Linked DNA regions of Homo sapiens: region 2 is linked to region 1. A link is an interaction called in ENCODE POLR2A ChIA-PET data of the cell type or tissue named here. Cell type or tissue: OCI-LY7. All regions are shown on one strand.

Evidence for each region. ChIA-PET counts read pairs that join two places held together with the same protein. Peaks named below come from ENCODE experiments on the same cell type or tissue, not always from the same donor. Only the 100,000 strongest peaks of a DNase experiment are listed, where the experiment ranks them.
Region 2: POLR2A ChIA-PET joins it to region 1 with 5 read pairs; 1 of 35 experiments calls an interaction of 5 or more read pairs at or near these places.

Annotation. Positions count from the first base shown.
Region 1 is chr10:43,939,720-43,942,219 of GRCh38, forward strand. The region is part of intron 2 of LINC00841 (long intergenic non-protein coding RNA 841); the gene reads left to right. Among named protein-coding and RNA genes, the nearest start is that of LINC02659, 29 kb to the left of the region's middle. In OCI-LY7, no CTCF peak of the experiment used is centred here; DNase peaks (open chromatin) are centred at 392 and 1,542; H3K4me3 peaks cover 2,453 bases; H3K27ac peaks cover 2,500 bases.
Region 2 is chr10:45,461,089-45,463,588 of GRCh38, forward strand. MARCHF8 (membrane associated ring-CH-type finger 8) reads right to left here. Exons shown (of 8, transcript NM_001282866.2): 5 at 2,063-2,500; 6 at 143-323. Among named protein-coding and RNA genes, the nearest start is that of MARCHF8, 73 kb to the right of the region's middle. RefSeq lists an enhancer at 2,198-2,500. In OCI-LY7, no CTCF peak of the experiment used is centred here; DNase peaks (open chromatin) are centred at 133, 1,483 and 2,353; H3K4me3 peaks cover 2,397 bases; H3K27ac peaks cover 2,500 bases.

The sequences.
Region 1 (2,500 bases):
AGTGAAGGCAGCTGTGTGGCGGTGGGGCCACAGGGCAGGTAGCATGGATGGAGAGAGGATTCTGAATAACTTTGACTCCGCAGGTTTTTCATAAGGAAGGGCTGAACAAAAGCAGCCAAGGGGGCCAGAGAAAGAGAAAGTAGAGAGTGTGAGATTAGAGGAGATGGGCAAGTTCTAGTGAAGATGCAATGGCCCATAGTGTCACAGAAGACAAAGACTGCAAAGAGGCCCTTAGCGTCAGTGACCCAGAGGCCTGTGCTGAGGCCTGCGCTGACTTGTGGCTGGTAAAGTTTCAGTGGAGGTGGAGGCAGAGATTACTGTGGGCCAAGGAATGGGGGCAGGAGAGGAAACAGCTGGTGACAATCTGTGGTCACATTTGCCTGTGAATGAGAGGAGAAAGGATGAGAGTAACTGTGGAGAGGTGTGAGGCTGAGGCAGGGTTTTACTTTTACTGGGAGAAGGAGCATATTGATGGTGATGAGATTGCGAAGGGTGGCAGATGGAGGTTACATACTGTCATGAGTGTGAGCGAGGGAGAGAAGACTGCAAGGGGCTTGCCCAGAGCCGGCAGTCAGGGATGGCTTAGCACGTTTGCTCACCAGCTGGGAGGCCTATAAATGTCATTTGGATGCCTTCCAGGGATTAGCCAGGGGACACAGATGGATTTAGTAAGGATGATAACAGATAGTTCTCTTTTTAAGCAAGGTCACATGGTAGTGCATGGTGTGTGTGTGGTGTGCATGTGTGTGTGTGCTGTGCACGTGTGTGTGTGTGTTAATAGCTACCAGAGCCCAGGTTTCAAACTGAAATCACTTGCAAAAGGGTGAATATGGCTGTGGGGGCTGGAATCAGAGAATGAAAGGCTAAACACTGGCCACGACCTTCAGTTCTGGCCTGTGAGCAATAAGAAGACATCATTAGCATAGTCTGACTTTCTCTTTTTTTATTTCTATCTGCGGTGATTTCTCAACATGTCTTCCAATGGGCCGCTGTGAATTTCAGCATCAGTCACCAGCTTCTACTTGCACATGAAATGCATAGTCCCCACTCCCAGCTTTTCAGAGTGCCACACATCTGGAAGCAGCCTCCTGATGCTCCCAGCTCCTTTTGGGTTGTGGATTTGTTTATTTTGCATTTATAGTTTTGCCAAGTTTTTGGCAAATTTTTTGTTGATTTACATTTAACTTTATCAGTCTGTTCAGGGTTTCCTTCCCTAGCTTGTTCTCAGATGTGGCCAAGCATCACTCTTCACCAGGAGGTGAGTGGTTCTCTCCTGGCTGTGGGAACGTGAGCAAGGTTGTGCTACCTCCCTTCACCCGAGGCTCACATCCTCTCCTGCAGTGTGGGATGTCTGGACAGTGGCTCTCCTCCCTCCAGAATCCCTCAGGGGGAGACAATAAAGGATGTGTGAAGATATTGTGCTTACAAAGCCATGCACACATCAGGTTGAAGATGTTGTATAGGTAAAAGTGCTGATCATTCAGCTAAATGCAGCAGGACTGCATTTAGACTGCAGCTGGTATTTTGCATTGCAATGGACAAAAATATTGTGGTCACAGCTGACTTGGGGCTCATTCATTGCATTGTATTTTGTATAAAAGTGTATGAGCCAGAGTGAAGCAGGATGCTGAGGTCCTGCCTTTCTGGGCATCTCTGGGAGGCAAACCACACTGTTGGGCTTCCAGGTGTCTGGGTAAGATTGTCCTGCAGCCTACCCCTCCATTCCAGGAAGCTTCCTAATGTTTGGTTTCCAGAAGAGACCAAAAGTCAACTGACTTTAGGAGCCCCAGCCCTGCTGCCTGCCCCACTGGAGCACTTAGCCAGATCTTGCATGTTTGTATTCCTCTGATAACATGTGGGAATCTGGCAGTACTAACTGGAGCGCACACTCCATTAATTAACTCAGCTCCTAGAAGGTGCCAGGGACTTTCCTAGGAGTTGGGGTGCAAAGATGGAGCAGATATGGCTCCTGCCCTTGAATGGCTCATGGTTCAGTGGGGAGATGGTCCACAAAGCATTGGAATAAGCAACCTGAGAGAGGCATGTGCACAGTGCCATGGACACACAGATGAAAGAGCAGTCGATTCTGAAACTGATGAGACAGAATGATGGCATGGGAAGGGAGCCAGGAAAGGCAGGCTGGGCCTGGAAGGATGACGAGAAGCTCATCATGTGGGGAAAAAATAGAGAAATGGCATTCCAGGTAAAGGTGAAAATGGGTAAAAATACAGACGTGGGACTAGGCACTGAGTGTGCAGAGAAGAGGTAGCATCCTATGAGATGGAGAAATGGAGGGATGGAGTGAGAGAGGCTGACAGAAATTAAAACCAAAGGGAGTGTTTGGTGCCCAGTTTGAAGAGAGCCTAATGGCCGAGTTCCCTCTTCAGCAGCGCAAGCTGTAGAAGGATTCTGAGCAGGGGAGTGACTGAGGGAAGGTGTGGATGCCAGAAAGTGAAACTGCGGGAAACAGAGTATGGCTGCAGGGCTCCTGGCTCACCTA
Region 2 (2,500 bases), 1.5 Mb after region 1:
TCTCTACAATGCAAATGTAAGCACCAGCCCCAGCTTTTTAAGGAAATGAACGCAGGCAAGCCATGACCTCATGATCTGAGACACCAGCTTTCTGGGGGTCACTGGTTTCAGGAAGGGTGAAGCATCCCTTCCTCCCACGTACTTTTCTCAGTGGCTTCAGCTTGGTCTCCATGATGAACTCATACTTGCAGAGCTCGCAGCAGCGCGTGTCGGAGCTCTTGATCCACTGCTGCAGGCAGGCCTGGTGCACGAAGTGGAGGCTTCCTGTGCAGTGGCAGGGGGTGATCAGGGGGCTCTCATCATCTCCTTCACAGTGGCAGATCCTATGGTGGAAGGAAAACCTGTCATTCCAAGGACAGTCCCATGACAGGGAAGCTGACACTTCAGTGGCAGGTTAATCCCCCCAAAGGAAACTCAGAAACGAACATTACAGAAGTGACTATGGGCACAAAAACATACAAACACAAACGAAAACAATCACTACAAACTAAAAATGTCTAGCTTACCGCACCAACATGGAAAGTCTGGAGGGCATTTGGCAACAGAAAGGAAAAAACGATGTAAGAAATGACAAAGCTGTCATTTTTTGGTAAGAAATAAGAACTTCACTGAAAGATGAATTTAAAGCAACATGGAATCATTTTCCAGAACATAAGATGGTAAAATAATTAGAGGGAAAATTTCTATGTAAAACAAAACCTGCATTCCAACATCCAAAAATACCAGTGACCTTAAATGACGTTTGCTTTTTAGCTATAATCACTGACTTTACCTTCATACCCCACAACTACACATTTCTGTCGTCTCTCAGCAAGTAAACAAAGATGACAGTACCTCTCTCCTAGACCTAAAAAACTCACCATTACAAGATGCTGCAATTTCATCTCTTTTTCTTGGGACCACTAATAGCAATAAGTGAGAAATTAATTTGAAAGCACTCTCTATTTCCAAGGAAGTATGCAACAAGGTGTAGCTACTAGCCTGAAGGAACTTAACAGGCTTTTAAGAAACAGAGGGGTCTTTTCCAGCAGCTAGAGAACAGGTTGGGGCACTCGTCCTGGAAGGAGCCAGGCTCTCAGGCTGTTTTAGTGAGGGGATCTCTGATCCAAATGTTAGAAATGATGACAGCTGGCACTAAGGAGCGGAGACTGGAGAAAGGTCAGAATGAGGAGGGCACAAGAGTCATGACAAAAAGTGAATTATGGAGGCCAGACAAGGATGCTGCACAAGGGAAGATAAAGGGGGGAAACAGAGTTAGGATGGGACATAGGTGGCTACACCTCAGTTAAAAAGAAGGAAGGAAGGAGCTACTGGAGAACAGCCAGTCCCCACACACCTTTTGGGGGTAGGTAGGGAGCAAGGGTTAAAAAAGAGGCTGGGAGATGCAACAATGCTTAAAATCTGGACCATCAGGCTGGAAAACTGAAGATACTAGTTTCTTTCTTCCAGTTTCTTTATGCAAAGTCTACTTATTTTTAGTTTAGAAGAGTCAGCTTGGCCTTTAATATGTGTAGCTTCTTCCTCTTTTTTTTTTTGTTTTGTTTTGTTTTTTTTTAGACAGAGTTTCACTCTTGTTGCCCAGGCTGGAGTGCAATGGCGCAATCTTGGCTCACTGCAACCTCCGCCTCCCGGGTTCAAGCAATTCTCCTGCCTCAGCCTCCTGAGTAGCTGGGATTACAGGCGCCCGCCACCACGCCCGGCTAATTTTTGTATTTTTAGTAGAGACGGGGTTTCGCCACGTTGGCCAAGCTGGTCTCAAACTCCTGACCTCAGGTGATCCACCCGCCTCAGCCTCCCAAAGTGCTGGGATTACAGGCGTGAGCCACTGCGCCCAGCCAGCTTCTTCCTCTTTTATCATTTGTAAAACTATCTTGGGACTCACATCATAAAAATTAAGTTTTTCAAACGATATTGATACTCCATTCTTCTGGAGAAAACCATCAACCCACAACTGGTTACAACTTCCTATTACTTCATTTTCCTGAAACTTCACATACTAAAGCAAGAGGAGGTTCCTGATGCGAGCAGAGATGGCTAGAATGGCACTTCCTGGCAAACCAACCTGCAGACATCCCCTGACGTGGACACGGGAGATATGGGGGGTAATTTTTCAGAGAAGGGAGAAGGACAATCCAGGTCGCTGTCCTTTTCCGTGGAGCAGAGGGGCGCCCGCAGAACCCTACTCTTCAGTTTTGCAGATGTGCTGTCCTCAAAGACATCGTCGTCTCCCATCTCGTCAGAGCAGAAGCCCATACTCCCTGCCAGCCCGCTGGAGGACTTGGCAGTGTGCAGGCGAGCAGCGCAGCTCTCCAGCTCATGGAACCTGTGCAGGCTGCTGGCGCTCAAGCCGTGCGAGAGTGAGAACAGGTACTGGAGCAGTTGCCGGCTTCGGGACGTGGCCTCACCATCCGCCTTCTCTTCCAGCAGCAGGCCGGGCCTGCCCCCCTTGCCAGCTTCCACCTCTGAGGCAGTTGAGCGACCGGCAGAAAGGCATGAAACA